2 separate regions of the Homo sapiens genome follow, and region 1 is linked to region 2. Evidence: read pairs that join two places in POLR2A ChIA-PET (ENCODE). Cell type or tissue: MCF 10A. All regions are shown on one strand. Links, peaks and the distances in the headings refer to the core of each region. The heading gives the core; the rest is flanking DNA. Region 1 has its middle 28 kb from the start of DUSP23. Region 2 overlaps LINC02819 (long intergenic non-protein coding RNA 2819).

Region 1 (8,345 bases), core at 146-8,145, 280 kb after region 2:
AATAAAAATGATAAAAATAATACACAAAGGCTGCAATAGGCAAAGTGGGCAGAAAGTAGGACTACAGAGGTTAAGGAGATGTGAAGTCCATCACTGAAAAATTAGCACAGGTTATTTATCAGAGAAATGATAGCTGTGTGAATGCCAATCCAAGCAGAATCCATAAAGAGCAGAATAGGGGGTGACTGTGCCTCACCTATGTGACTTCCTCTGAGCCCCAAGTATGACGAATTGCCTTGAGGCTGCCAAAGAGTCACAGGCCCCCACCTGCCAGTCACAGCCAGTCATCAAGAGTCTTATAAAGGGGGTCATTGAGTTACATCCTATGGTTCCTCTGGTACCTCAACTAGTTAAGAAGGGCAGAGGCCTAGAAGTGCAGAGTCCAGGAACCTAAGAATGCCTTGTTTCACATAATATCATTTCATTTTTATACTAAATCTACTCTTAAAGGTTTTAAGTCATGCCTCTTAGTTGTGATGAAAGAAGAAAAGGTGATTTTTATGCCCAGGTATCAGCTGCCTATCTAAAGATTTCAAGCACACTCTTCTCAAGCTTGTTTTTTGCATCCTGAATAGTCCTTGCTGTGGTAACCATTTACCTGAAAACTTGTCCTTCGATAGGACCCTTCCCTCTGTTCCACCATGCTAACACCAGGGAATGGGCTAAAAGGATAAGGAGGCGCTGAACCCAGAGTCACCATGGCCATGTCCAAAGACTCTGACAGCAGCTGGGATGGAAGATGAGGTGGAGGTGGGAATAAGCTGGAACACTACTTTGCACCCTCAGGGGGCACCATTTACACCATATTCCTGTACTGGGCAGCCCTCGTGTGAGCCCATCTTTCTACTTCCTGCTTTCCAGTTGCTATCTCCCTACCTTGAGTTTTATTCTTTTGATTTTTTAGAGGCAAAATTGCAAGGTAAGGAAAATATATTAATGTGCAAATTTTTTTCAAATATAGTCTTTTGGGAAGTGTAGTGGGTGAGACTCAGATTTACACTAAGGAATGGCAACGTTTGCCATTGAAGACCCTATCCCAGCCTCCATGATGCACAAGTAATCATCATGACATGATTTGGTGCTGACTCAGGGAAGGAAGAACCATTGATCCTAACATCTCTCTGCATCACCTGAGTATTGATTCCTGTGTACAACTTGCATTGTACTGGGTTAGTCTCTCCCCATTAACATTTACAGAATGTGATTTATGTACCTCAGAGAGTCTGATCCATCTTACTTTATATGACTAAGTCAAAAGAAAAGTTCAGAGGCTATTCTTAGCATTTAAAAAAGTAAAAGACAGCTGTTCCACATATGCACCATCCCAGTCAAATGACAATATACAGAGTACACATAGACTGAGGGGATGATAAGCACACGCATAGTCAGGGTGAGCTCAGTAGAATGGTGAGGGGTTGCGCCAGTAAGAATTGCATTCACCTGGCCAGGCGCGGTGGCTCACGCCTGTAATCCCAGCACTTTGGGAGGCCAAGGCAGGTGGATCACCTGAGGTCAGGAGTTCAAGACCAGCCTGACCAACATGGAGAAAGCCTGTCTCTACTAAAAATACAAAATTAGTCGCGTGTGGTGGCGCATGCCTGTAATCCCAGCTACTCAGGAGGCTGAGGCAGGAGAATCGCTTGAACCCAGGAGGCGGAGGTTGCAGTGAGCCGAGATCATGCCATTGTACTCCAGCCTGGGCAACAAGGGTGAAACTCCATCTCAAAAAAAAAAAAAAAAAAACAAAAAACAAAAGAAAACAGAATTGCATTCACCTGTAGTGTCAGAGATCCAAATACAGTGGCTTAAGCAGAACTAGGGGGGCTCATCTTCTTCCATAAAAGAAGTCAAGATAGAAGGCCCAGGAAGTGGTTTTGTTGCCCCATAAAGTTATCAAGATCTCAGATCCCCTCCAACTTATGGACCAACCATTCTTATTAAGTGGCTTCCATTCTCAAAGTCACAAGATGAATGATGAAATCTCACCAACCTAACTGTTTTCAAAACTAAAGGGGCCAGTAGGGGAGGGAAAATGGAAAGACTAAGGTCAAAAGATTAGACCCCAGAATTTTGTCTCACTTCAAGGAACACCCTCAGAAATCCCACCCAAACCCGTCTGTTTAAATCTCATTAGCTAGAACTTAATCATATAACAAAATGTTATAAGAATGCAAGGGAGGCTAGGAAATGTTGTCTCTTAGCTGTGCATAAAGTACAACCAGGGTTTATTTCTAGGAAGAATAGAAAAACAGATATTGAGTGGCCAAAGAGTGGGTGATGTCATAGCATTGTATAATCTGTGTGAAGTCAATGCAGTGGGCCATGTGATCTCAGCTGAGCTCAGTGCAAAGTGGATATGAAATCACTAAGATGGTGAAGGGTGTGAGCTTAGCAGAAGAGAAATGTACAGAGCCAACTGTGAGAGTGACAATGTGGTGTGTGATGTATAACCTATGGGGGCTCAATGGGAAGGTGAGGCTGTGCACAGTCAGTCTGGGTTCCTGGGATCATTCAAGTGTAAAGCAGAGTCATGCAGGGTCAATGAGATCGTGAAAAGTGTGCACAACCAGTATGGTCTGAATGAGTCGGTGAGGGGTGTGCACAGCTGGTGTGAATTCAGAGGGCAAATTAGGTCTGCTTGGCCTGTAGAAATGCACGTTCATTAAAGCCTTTATTTCTCTTGCAGCTCTTTGAGAGCATCCTTTCATAATAACTACTCAGTAAGATCAGGGAAACTTGGAAATATCCTGTGGTCATATAGAGAGGCCATGCCCACCCCTCCATCTAGATAAGTGGTTTGTAATTAGGGCCTGCCTTCATGGGGCAGATGATACAGGTACAGATACAAGTATAGGTGGTTCCTCTTGTCAGTTCCAACCAGGCGCCACTTTGCTGCTGTCCTTCTATGGCCAAGTTTCCTCCGGTTAGCAGGCTTCATACATCACAACAGGCAGGTTTATACACCTTAACCCAAAGCCAGTACTGCTAACAAATTACCTTGACATGTTGATTGCTTGCCTTAACTCACCCTGGAGGCCTCCAGAGGCCTTCTTCACATCACCACAAACACTTCCAATTAGTGCATTGGTTTATCAGGAACTCTTTTCTTGGTGCTCTATTCTGCTCTCCATGACCTTGGTTGCCTGAGTGATACATCCTTTAATTTGTTCCTACATCTTGCTTGGATTTTCCCCTGCTCATCTCTGTCTCTGCTTATACAGGATGTGTTTTATTGCCACACAGACTTAGCTGGTAGCCTCTGTGGCATCATCCAACACTGATGTCCCTCAGTCAACTCTAGAACACCCATAGGTGGCCTCTGTAAGAGACGTTTCCAGGAACAGAATGCCAAACATACTGTTTATCAGAGTTCTTGAGTTGCACAATGGGAGGAAATTGTTGCTTAGGATTTCAAAGGACACCAGAGAATTTCAACACACACCTGGAATGGTGCCCTGTTGCTTGTCCAGTCAATGCCAAGTTAATGATGGGAAGGAATAGCTGGTGTGTCACGTGATTGCCAAGCACTGTCGCAAATCCTTCCTGAGGTCAACACTCCCAACCCCGCCAAACTCTACAGCTCACAAATCAGCTGCAAGTGGAGCATAAAAAATGCAACATTGTGGAATTAACTACTTATGGGCCACACCTGAAATTGCCTGATTTTGGTTAAAGAAGTGGTTACAACACGCCCTTAAAATCATCATGAGCTTCTAAGAGATGACAATGACTCATAGATTTATCTGTCATGATCAGTTAAAATTCTAGACATAAACTCAACCTGAATTCTTAAGATCAATGGTTCGAAAGAACTGACATTTGAGAATCCATCCCATTTTACTTTGTAGATGCATTGATACATTTGTGGAAAATGACAAGAAATTAATCTTGAGCTCCTTTGCCCAAGAGGTTACCCATAGTTGTATACTCTCAACATACCTGCAAGACAACATGCCAGAGCTATGCCAGGATCTGATATTATTGAGTCTGGTTTTCCCAAATGAAGATCTTGATTTGGATTAGTTATCTTGAATGTGGAAATTCTCCTTCCTTTAATAATATCCTATTGAAGTAAGTTAGGATTTCACACAGGTAAAGTTACTACAGCTTTAGTAACTTTACCTACCACAATTTTAGTAACTTTACCTGTGTGAAAAACTGACTTTTGTTCACTTTTGGAATAAAGAAGGAGCAGCAGAAATTATTACCCATGAATCCTATATAAAAGATCCTGTGTCACAGAAATGTGTCTGGTCTTCTTCGGAAAGGTAGACCGACCCCAATTTCAGGACACCGCAGGAATTCAATATAAATTTGAAACTCTATGTTACAATTTACAGAGGTGTAGCTAACTCAACAACTGGAAAGAATAACAATTACTGCCTCTTGTTTACAAAATTTTTTTCTGTTCAAGACTTCTTCGAACTCTTATTACATAAAGTCAACTCCATGATCAGAAAGGCCATGAGAATTGTGCCAAATGCTAGATGAAGATGTGACTTTCTCAACCCCTTCACCAGTCCTCTTGTTTACCTGGTTGCCCAATGAGATCGAGTCTCTCTATTGGATCAAGACTGGTGTTGACAAAGAGTCCCAGAGCCAAGGTGGGAAGCCAGGTAGAAAAATACAACAAGTCTAAGAATTACAGGCAGGACTGGGAACGGGAAAAGTCAAAAAGGCTCCGAGCCAAATGAGAAGTCAGAAATCACATGCATATCAGGAGTCCAGGTTAAGTGTGTAGGTTAAAAATCAAGCCAGCAGTTAGAAACCAGGAAACCCACAGGCACCAGGGAGCAATGCAAGTCCAAGGGTCAGAAAACAAATAAAAGGCCAAGACAGCCAATTAAAAAGCACCATCATGATGAACTTCACGAAAGTCCCTGCTGTTTCAGGGAAGAAGGCTCTTCCTTCATTTCTGTGGGAGATGTGACCATGCGAGGTTGTGCAGGTAGAAGCCGGGGATCCATGTTAAAAGAGTGGAGTCAAATGAGAGAGGCGCTGTGTCTGGAATCATGCTGAAAGACGCATCATGATACCTCTACACAGTGCAGTAATTAGCCACCTATGTCACATCAGGATTTCAGGGCTCACTGGCCAAGAACAGCCACATCCCTGTCAGTACCATTTTTCCACCTCCTGGCACCCTTTCCCTTCTGGTTCCCAAACCCAAAAAAATTCATACTGCCCAACGGTGATCCAAATCCTTCCTGGGAGGCACAGTGCTCAGACTTTCCCATTTCCTAAAGCCTTCCAAGTGAAACAAAGAAAAAAATAATGCTTTTTTTTTTCAATTTGGACAGCATATCACAGATGCTAAGAGGAAGCAAGTGTATCAAACTCTGAATTTAAATGATAAATATCCTTAGCTATTGTAAAGGTATTTGAATTTGAAGGAAAGAACTAATTAATACAAAAGTGCCTCTAGAACTCTGCGCCGGCGTGTTGGAGGAATAAGGGTTAAAAACAAAACATCTCTCTTTAAAAAAAAAAATTACTTAAGCATACAACTTGAATTATAGTTGTAAAAAAAATGTTGGTTTTCCTTCATGTTGAAACGTACTTATTAATCAAGACTTCTAAAGACTCTGTTTAAAGGTGATAACTGATTCATCTCCCTTATCTCCCTTTTTAATCAGGTGTAGTTCTAGGAATAAATGCAGACAATTTGAATTTTAATGACTTCCAACAAGTGATATTTGACCACATAAAAAATTCAAATATTTCTGTTTTCTAGGACAAAAGATAAATTATTGCAGAGGCCACGCTGCACAACAAAAACAGCACGGGCTCAAAATTGTCTTGGCAAGTCCCTCCTCATCACCGGTCCCAGTATCCTCACAGAGATAAAAATACAGACTTTGCAGGGCCAGGCGCGGTGGCTCATGCCTGTAATCCCAGCACTTTGGGAAGCCAAGGCGGGCAGATCACTTGACGTCAGGAATTCGAAACCAGCCTGGCCAACATGGTGAAACCCCATCTCTACTAAAAGTACAAAAAAAAAAAATTAGCTGGGCATGGTGGGGGGCGCCTGTAATCTCAGCTACTTGGGAGGCTGAGGCAGGAGAATAGCTTGAACCCAGGAGATGGAGGTTACAGTGAGCCAAGATCATGCCACTGCACTCCAGTGAGACTCTGTCTGTCTCTCTCTCTCTCTCTATATATATATATACACACATTGTACATATACATATACTATATATATTATACATTGTATATATTGTATATATGTATACAATGTATATATGTATATATACATATATATGTATATGTATGTATATATTGTGTATATATACAATGTATATATATGTGTATATGTATACAATGTGTATATATGTATACAGTATATGTATATATACATTGTATATATTGTATATATGTATACAATGTATATATTATACAATGTATATATATACACATTGAGAGAGAGAGACTTTGCAGAGTTCTTGCGAAGATGAAAAATTATGCATGATAAGTATCTAGCACACTGTAGCACATCATAGGTGTTCAATGAATAGTAGCAACTGTTACTTTTATTCCACTTACCTAACAAATGCCCAATCACTTTATGTTGTAAACACACTTCTATCTAATCAAAAGAGAGAGTAAAGCAGGAAGAGCATCTAGGTGCAGTGGCAGAAATTCCAGTGTAAGAGTAGAAAACTGGGTAATGATCCCATTTTCATCGCCAGTTAGTTGTGTGTCTTTGCAAGTCACCTAACTTCACTCAACCTCAGCTTCCTCATTTGAAAAAAAAATGAAAGATTTGAACATATAACTTTAGTCACTCCCAGATGTGAGGGTCTCTGCCACTGATTACCTTCCCTAGCAGAGAGAAGACTGGTAAAAGATTGTCCCTGTGTGGGGACAGCCTATCCCTAGATGATCAGATGTTTGCCCAACGCAGCTCTGAACTCACCCTTACACCTACAGTTCCCAATCCTGCCTCTCATCTTTGGACCTTGCTCAAGAGCACAAATGAATTTCTACTCCTAAGACCAGACATAAACACTAATCACTAATACATGCTCATCCAAAGATCTAGGATAATTTGCTTTAGTTACCTGTGCCTCAGTTTTCTCCTCCGTAAAAGTAGGAGAGCAATATTCACCTCAATGAATTTTTATGAAGATTAGATAAGACATGTTTGTGAAAGTAAGTTATCGCCTGTACAGCATTGTACAACACTAACATAGCAACTATGATTATTGTTGATTTACACTGTTGGAAACACTCTATGGAAAACAGAAGAGAAGTTGCATTGAGTCGGGACACCATGGTTCATCCGTCTGAGCTCCTGCCTTCTGTGGGTTTTCTAAGCATAGAAGAATCAGGCAGAATGGCATTGAATTCTGCTGTAATCAGATATTGATTTTCTTCCTAACTGAGAAAGGAGGATTATTTAAACTTTCATTTATAGGAAACTGGCAGGAACCTGTTTAAATGGCCCAAGTAAGTTTTCACCTCTTTAGCAATATCCTACCCATGTGATCAGAGGTTTCCCTATTTCAAGAGGTAATTGCAGAATTTCAGGAAAGCCACCTATTACTAATTGTAACAAATCCATCAATCTCTACAAAGAACAACAGACCTGTCCCTCCAGAGCCCCACTCTTAGGCTTTGCTGGGCTTACTGCTCCATGGATCACCAGGCTCCTGTGGTCACAAGGAGGCTGTAAGAAATGCAAGGCCATCTAAGAGGAAGTTGAGCATGCTGCTGTGTTCCTCAGGGATGTCCTGAAATGCCCCCTGTTTGCAGTGTTGTGAAATGTTGTAGATTCTCTTCCAGAATTTTCTCCTCCATACCAAAGTCTAAAAACTATTTGTTGATAAAGGTTTTAGGCAATTACTTCAGAACATAGCTCCATGTGTTGGGTTTTCTGAGCAGTCAGCTATGTAGAAGCTTCAGTTAGCATTCTTTCTCTCTCTCTCTCTCTCTATCTCTCTCTCTCTCTCTCTCTCTCATCCTTCCCATCCACATTTGCAGGTAGCATGCCCTTGGCAGCGTTGATCCCATAAACAGAATAGTAAGCAACTACTTGCCTGGTGTAATTTGAGATGTGGCACAATCCCCCTGCTCAAAATATCATCCCCACCAAATGCCACAGGGCCTAAAATTCCCAGTATTCAACTCACGGCAGCTAATCTTCTCTTGCTTCACCCCATCATCTCTCCTAATACCTGCACGTGTGAAGCATGTCCATCCTTCCGGGCCTAACTCAACATCACTTTTTCCTGAAGCTTTTGTGATTGCCCAGTTGGAAGTGATCTCTCATTCCTCTGAACATTCAAAAAGCTTCACTTGTGCCGCTTTTATGTTACATATTACTTTATATTTAAACACATGTA
Region 2 (8,345 bases), core at 186-8,185:
CCCAAACCATATCAAGACCACTTTAATTACAGTGGCTATTTTAATAACCTCATCGTCCCCAGTAATCTTGTGCTGCATATATACAAGGGTTGTGGGTTGGGGCATATTTGTCACGAAAAAAAAAAAAAAATTGTACATATGTTTCCCAGGATAAAACTTCCAGTATATTCTCAGAACCAATGTTAAATTAATTTTTGTTTTAATGTAAGGAGTTTTTTGTATATCACCCTTAGTTGATTCTGCCCAAAACTAAGATCTTCTCCAAAATGATTTTTTCTTCATTATTATTTATATAACTAGCTAGGACTTTAAAATGGCAGTTTGCCTTACTAAAAAAGTAAAGAAAAGAAAAACTAAAGGGAAAACTAAAGGTTCTGCTTTTTTGAGCACCCAACTATATAAGTCAATAAATGTTTAAAAACAAGATCTCTCTATATCTTCCACTACCAAGTATTGTGTTTTGCACAAACCAGTTCACCATTAAATATCTATGGAAGGAGACAAATATCCATGGAAAGGAGAAAAAGAAAGAAAGGGGAGAAGGAAGAAAAAAAATGTATGAGCTTTAGACAAAGAAGAAAAAGAAAGAACTAACATAACCGACATCTAACCATTTGTTGGACATTTGCCTTATAGGCTTATTTTATCCTAACAAAGAGAATAGGAATTTTATCTATACTTAGCTGATGAAGGAAATGAAGTTCAAAGTTCATGTATAGTTAAGGAGCCATGAAGAGAGAAATTCAAACTGCTACACTTCCAGCTCTCCCTGTCTTCACTATGGTATTTTCCTAGGATTACTGTAACAGCTTCCTGACTCTCCTTGCTTCCACTTTAGCTTCCCTAAAAATAGTAACTGCTCAGCAACCAGAGCCTCTTTAAAATATAAATCAGATTGTGTCACTGTTCCCTGCGTGAATCATTCTGGTGGCTTCCTTTTGCATTTAGAATAAAATGTAAATTTCTTCATAAGTCTAAAAAGCCCTACCTGACCTGGCCTGTACCTCTGTCTCCAACACCCTATCACTCTCACTCTCACTAGCCTCCAGCCATACTACTTTCTAAGAATACAAGAATACAAAGCCCACACCCAGCCTTGGCCTTTCAACTTCCCAGATTCCTCCTGCCTGAAATGCTTTCCTCTGCAGGCCAGATCTGACTCCCGCACCCCTGCCTGTTTTTCTAAATAAAGACTTACACGGGAGAGATAGCTCAATTCCAGCACTTTGGGAGGCTGAGGCAGGCAGATCACGAGGTCAGGAGTTCGAGACCAGCCTGACTAACATGGTGAAACCCCATCTCTACTAAAAATACAAAAATTAGCCTGGTGTGAGGGCGCACACCTGTAATCCGAGCTACTTGGGAGGCTGAGGCAGGAGAATCACTTGAACCTGGAATGCGGAGGTTGCAGTGAGCCAAGATTGTGCCACTGCACTCCAGCCTGGGCAACAGAGTGAGACTCTGTCTCAAAAAAAAAAAAAAAAAAAAAAAAAAAAAAGCAAGACTTATTAGTACACACCCACACCCATTCCTTTATGTATTACCTATAGCTGCCCTAAATTATGACCTATCGGCCTCTATCTGTTCACTTATATGATGTTTCCTTCTCAGTTGCTGCTTCCAAAGAGAGGCCTTCTCTGACTACCCAGTCTAAAATACCTCCTTGCCACAAATCTTATCATCCTATTGTCCTTATAAGATTTATTTTACTCATTTATTGATGTATTAATTATCTAACTCCTCTCTCTAGAATCTGTGTTCTATGAGAGTAGTAGCCTTACAAGTCTTATTTATAACATTTGCCAGTTACTAACATAGAGTCATCTCTTGATAAATATTTTTAGTAAATGAATATACGATGGAACACTTTGTTTTTATTACTCCAAAATTCAAGATTTTTTATTACATAATGACTCTCTCTAACAACAAAAGAATGTCTGGCCATAGGAAAGAACAATGTATAATTAAGCAATTTTTGTTCCGTTCTGAAGATCTTTTTGATATTCAGCAGAGATAGGCATCATACCATCCTCTAGAAAACCGTAAAGTCTACGAAACACAGAGTACACATTTGTAGAATACATATTTGTAGCGTGCTCTCCAACTTAATGGGCAGTGCCATATGAGATCAATTTATAACAACCAGGCAAAAGCATTTGGAAGGTTTCCGCATGGGGAGGAGTTCGTTCTGGGTTAGTCCTGGAAAACACTTCAAAGTAAGCAGTGTATCTTTTGAGCTCAATAACTTGACTTTTGTCTTCATAGCATTCCCTGTTTCCACTGATGCAATCACTACCCTCCGGCTGATTAATCATGATATACCCAAACAGTATCAAAGCTGCTATGGTCTGAATGTTGTGGTCCCAAAAATTCGTATGTCAGAAGCTAATACCCAATATGATACGAAGGGGCCTTCAAGAAGTGATTAAGTCATGAGTGCTGCACCCTCATAAATGTAATTTGTACCCTTATAAAGGAGGCTTAAGCAAGCTTCCTTGCCCCTTCTGCCAACTGAGGACACAGCAAGTGCCATCTATGTGAAACAGACCCTCATCAGAACCAAATCTGCTAGCACTTTGATCTTAGACTTCTCAGCCTCCAGAGCTATAAGCAATAAATTTCTGCTGTTTTATAAATTACCCAGTCTAAGGTATTTTGTTACAACAGCCCAAAAGGACTAAGAAATAAGCCCATAAGACAGCTACCCAAGCTTGTGACAGCCTTTTCCGATAAAGTTTACTCATCTTGAGGCTGATTCCTTAAATACCTTTATCTGCTACTAAAAGTTGATGGTAATACACTGATCATGCAAATAAAAAGCTGGTAACAAGTCAGCTGATATGTTGCTCCCTACTTGAAAGAGCTGTTCTTGGAAAGCCATTTGCCTTCATTTAGGGTCATTAAGAAAAAAGATATTTTAAACCTTTTTGCAAGCCAAGTTACTATCATTACCTCCTGGATGTCCCTAAATGTATAATATTCTATCAACCAAGTCTTGGGGTAAGAATGGCTCTAATTAGTTGGGACATCTGTAGTAATTGTAAAGTGAGTATATAGGATTAGATAATCTCTAAGTCCCTTCAATTCCAAAACCCTATGCTTTTATAATGAACTTTATGGACTTCAGAGCAGTGGGGAAGTATATGGAGTATGGACCCTGAATGAAACATCACATTGATGGGAAATAGAATGTCGTTTTTTTTGGGGGGAAATACCTTAATCTTGTTAAGCCGTAGTTTCCTAGGTACAATATAGACATAATAATGCCTGCCTCTTCTGTAGTTATGATAATTACAATGCGCTAATTGCATATAAAGCAACTTAGAGCTGTAGCTAGCTGATAAATGAAACCTAGTTTTATTATTATTGGGATTCTAGTGTTCTCAACTCTCAATATGGTAGTATGATACTGAATATTACATTGGTTATGTTCTGATAAAATCATCATCTTAGGAAATGAGACATACTAGAGATAAATTTCAAAGAACTGGAAGAATGTGGAAGAGTTGATAAAGTGAGCCAACAAGGATGAGCTCTTGTCTTGGAATTTGGAGGGTTAATTAACACAGCTACACAAATGAACTATGACCTATTTTTGACCTTAAATTAAGAAACTTGTTATCATAGGGAGATTATTAAGGACACATGGGGGTAGGAAGGGACATAAATGAGAAAACTATGTGTTGGCCTTGTCTTCAGACTGATGAACTGCTCTTGTAGTGTAAAACAAGATGGAACCTGCCTTGTTATTAGAACGGAATGTGCAAGCTGCAGGTAGACTATATCAACCCAAATGTGATGAGGAATGATTGTCTTACACTAAGGAGGTTTGAGACTTGGTAAAGCTCCTTATTATATTTACCAAATTTCTTAGCATTGAAATCTTTACTTTCTAAACTTATCCAATTTATTCTGTGTAATGAAATGAAGAAAATCATATTTCCCAAAATTCCTCTTAGGGAGACTTTGTATTTATTCAAAAGAAATTACTTTTTTTGGAGTATGAGACCCTAAGGAAATGCCGAAGGAACACAATACAGCAATTAAATTGTTCCGCTTACTAAAGGGATGAGGAATTTTAACAGGAGTGAATCTTAGAGGCGGAGGAAGAGGCCAGTGAGGCAGGAAGATAGTGGAGAGAGGGAGGAAATAGTAGGAGGGAGCCAGAAGACCTATTCATTGAGTAACAGAGAAGGGATTTAGGAAAACATTAGAAATGACTAATTGGAGGGGGTGTTAGATTTGCTTTAAGGGTGCAATGTAAAGTCCTTCATCTATTTTCTTTTACAGCTCTTCAAGAATGCCATTATCATTGCTTACCCAGGCTTTTGGAGATTATTTTGCAGACTTGAAGAGGTGCCAAGTTCTGTGTTCAGATTAGTACAGGGAGAAAACAGAATGTTCCAGAGTTTCATAACTTAGGGGACAGGGTGGGAGAGCCAATATCAGAGTCAGATGTAGTCATATTTCTTTGTGGTTTCTCATAATGTTTTTAATGAATTTTTTAAAAATACCTCATGTAAACTGTAATATGGATAATTAAAACCAGAGAAGCAGGAGAACTCTAAATGCGACAGAAAGACCCTCACAAGAGGGAGACGCAAACTTAGAAGGTAGAGTTCAGGGACTAGTTCTGGCATTAATGTCCAAAAGAAATATAATTAAATTACATATGTAATTTTAATGTTTCTAGTGGTCAAAGTTTTTAAATGCAGAAATAAAGAAATAAAATTAATTTGAATAATATATTTTATTAAGTCAATATTTCTTTAAAATATCATTTCACCACTTAATTAGTAAAAAATTATTAATGAGACATTTTACATTTACTTTACACTAAGTCTTTGAAATTCAGTGTGCATTTTATTCTTATAGAACCGTTCATACTGTTCTATACCGGACAGCACTGACTTAAATTGTCAATCCTATACCTAGTTACATCACAGATGGACAAATTGACAGTAAATCCATCTTTTGAATATTATTGACATGATTTGGGGTTGAAAATTAATACTCTTGATTATGAATAAATGGTTTAAGAAAGAAGACCCAACAGTTATTGAATATTACTACATTTAGCTGCTATAATAAGCAATTCCATATATTATCACATTTAATCCTTTCAAAAAGCATCTGATGAGGGATCGTTATTGAGATGAAAATGGTGGACTCATGTTCAACATCTACTTCACTCTTCTAGTTTGCCTTTCCAAATGGCAGAGAGTGAAAGGCTAAAAAGTATATTTCCTGGACTCCCTTGAAACTACAGTTCTCAAGGTGATTTTGGTTCAGCCCATCAGATATTTAGAGGCTGGTAGTAAGACAGAGACTACATATCTTCCTCTTTTTTTTTTTTTTTTTTTTTGCCATTTTTACTGACAAGCACAGGGACTGATTTTTCAGCAGCAGAATTGAACCAAGGTGCCATCTTCCAGCCTTTCCTTATGGGTATTGAGAAGCAGGGCCCTGGGCAATGTTGCTGGAGTAGATTAGAGCAAATGCAGTGCGACTCTAGAGGAAGCATCTCTCTAAATATGTGAACTTTTGAATTTTGTGGATTTCTAATGCTGGTTGTAGCGGTGTACAATGTGGAGCAATCTGCATCCTAATTGTAAAAGAAGCAGGTGTTCCTTTGACTCAGTTCTGCAGTATGGATGCAGAGGCTTCTCCTCAATGCTCATGCTAGATTCTGTTCCTTTCATCCAATGGTTCTGAAAGCCATTGCCACAGAACATCACACTGATCCACCATATCAATCACATCATGTTGATCAGACAGGGTGAGTGCAATGTGGCTAGCATACTAGAGGGTTTGGTAAGATACATGTACTACAGAGAGAGAGAAAAAAAAAACTCTGAACACTCAGAAATTTGTCATTTTGGTTTCAGAAATCCTGTGGTCAGAGGTATGCTACGACACTCCCTCCAAATAAAACAAGTTGGTGCATCTCACATCCCATACCACAAAAAAAGGAAGCACAATACTTGGTAGGCCCCTTTTCATTCTGGAGGCAGTAAGTCCACAAACTAGGTGTAATGCTCTAGCTTTTATATTACATGATAGCCTTGCAACTTTGAGTAGGACTTGGAACAGAAGGAGTTCTGCAGCAGATACAGGTTGTAGTGCAATTAGACCTGTCACTTGGGCTATATGATTTAGCAGACCTTATTTTGTTGTAGCTGTCAATGGTAGAAAAATAAGTAGTGTAGAACATATGGCAAGCTCTAGAGGAAGAATCACAACGTGAGTCTTTGAGGTTCTGTAGCAGGGTTATGCCTTGTAGAGCAGAGAATCACAAACTTTTGGAAAATCAGCCCCTGGCAAGCTACGAGGCCCTAGTAGAGATAGAATGTTTGGCAACAATGGACACCAGTGATCATGCATTTAGAATTTTTCTTCATGAAGTAGATCTTGCTTGACCTTCAAAACTGTAAAGTCAGATAGGCCCAGTAACAATTATTCAAAAGATCCACAGTATACATCAGAGACAGCACAAGCAGGACCAGAAGGCAAAAACATAAAAGCAAGTTGCATAAACATGTAAACTAAATCTCCATGTCACCAGCCAGGGTGGTATCTGCATCACCCTTCCCTAGTTCACTATGAAGTTTCTGCATAAAGAAAATGTACTAGCTTGGTTTGTGGATGCATCAACTCAATATGTGGGTACAAGTCAAAAATAGATGCATTATAGCCTCACTCAAGGATAGCCTTCAAAGATGGTGCAGAAGGAAAGTTTTCCTAACTGGTGGGGCTTTGGATGGTACACTTGATTATTTACTTTTTGCTAAATGAGAAGTGCCCCTACATTAGAATATGTGTAGACTCATAAGCATAACAAATAGCCTGACTTGTTTGTCAGGAACCTAAAAGGAAAAGGATTGGAAGACTGCAGACAAGAAAGTCTGAAATAGAGGCATGTGGATGTATATGTGAGAGTGGACATGAAGTGTGAACCTTGTATCACACATTTGTTACTACCAGGAAGCATCAACCATAGAAGAATCACCAAACAATCAAGTAGATGGAGTGACTCAGCCACTTGATATTAGCCAGCTTTTATCAGTGATCAACTTAGTCCTGATTTGACAGGAACATCTTCAACAGTGGCAGAGATAGAGGCTATGCATGTATTGCCATTCACTAAGCTTTTGATAACTACTAGCACCTCTGATTATCCAACTGCCAGTAACAGAGACCAATAATGTACTCCAAGTATAGCACTATTTATCAAGGAGACAAACCAGCTATTTATTGGCAAGTTGACTACATTGGGCTCCTTTCTTCCTGGAAGGGTTAGCAGTTTGTCCTCACAGGACAGAAACTTACTCTAGGTAATGGTTTCCTTTTCCTGCCTGGAGATCCTCTATCTGCACCTCTATTGGGGGTTTACAGACTACTAGATCCTCAAGCATGAAATCCTGCTCTATAAATCATCCAACCATTGGACCCACCTTGCAGCAAAGGAGGTGCAGGAGTGGGCCCATGACCATGGTATCCACTAACTGTACCACAAGCTGAATAATTTAGAAGCAGCCTGCCTGAGAGGATATTGGAATGACCTGCTAAAGACATAGCTGAAGTACCAGCTTGGAATAAACCATTTGCAAAGATAAGGTGCTTTCTTCCAAAACACAGTATGTACACTGGATCAGAGACATCTGTCTATACGATGCTGTGTCACTAGTGGGAATAATGCATAGGTCCAAGTCCAAGAAGTAAAAACAGAAGTATCCCCACTTACCATCATTTCTGTGTCCCTTTGGGAGAATTTGTGCCTTCTGTCTGTTTATTCTGAGCCTTGCAATGTTAAAGGTCCTGGTGCCCCCAAAAGGCCCACCCTACACAGGGACACATCAAGGGTGCCATTGAATTACAACCTATGACTGCCACCTGGGCGTTTTGGACTTTTTATATTCAAGGACTAGCAGGTAAGAAAAGGAAATTGTGACAGCAGGAAGAGGTAGGGATGTTTTTACACAGTAGGGACACCAAGAAATAATTGTGGAACTCAGTGATTCATTTAGATTAGATACTTCTTGGTAATTCCTTGACAATTGTGATTGTGAATGTTCAAGTGCAATAACCTCTACCTGTGAAGGATGGGATTACTAGACTCAGACATCTCAGGAACAAGGGTTGCGGTGAAACCACAAGTAAGCCACTGAGAACTTTAGAAGTAAGAGCTGAAAGTGAGGGGGAAGTTAGAATTAATAGATGAAGAAGAAAATAATAGTATCAGCTGTGGCCCCAAGACAGACTGCAAAGATGAAGGCTACAGTTTTTCCCACTAATCTCCATCATCTAGGTTTCTCTTCAGAAAGAAAGGCTTCGTGGAAGCCTTA

Evidence for each region. ChIA-PET counts read pairs that join two places held together with the same protein. Peaks named below come from ENCODE experiments on the same cell type or tissue, not always from the same donor. Only the 100,000 strongest peaks of a DNase experiment are listed, where the experiment ranks them.
Region 1: POLR2A ChIA-PET joins it to region 2 with 10 read pairs; 2 of 35 experiments call an interaction of 5 or more read pairs at or near these places.

Annotation. Positions count from the first base shown.
Region 1 is chr1:159,748,909-159,757,253 of GRCh38, forward strand. No RefSeq gene overlaps it. Among named protein-coding and RNA genes, the nearest start is that of DUSP23, 28 kb to the right of the region's middle. In MCF 10A, for the core only: no CTCF peak of the experiment used is centred there; a DNase peak (open chromatin) is centred at 3,463.
Region 2 is chr1:159,469,278-159,477,622 of GRCh38, forward strand. All of the region lies in intron 2 of LINC02819 (long intergenic non-protein coding RNA 2819), which reads left to right. Among named protein-coding and RNA genes, the nearest start is that of LINC02819, 7.4 kb to the left of the region's middle. In MCF 10A, for the core only: no CTCF peak of the experiment used is centred there; a DNase peak (open chromatin) is centred at 4,284.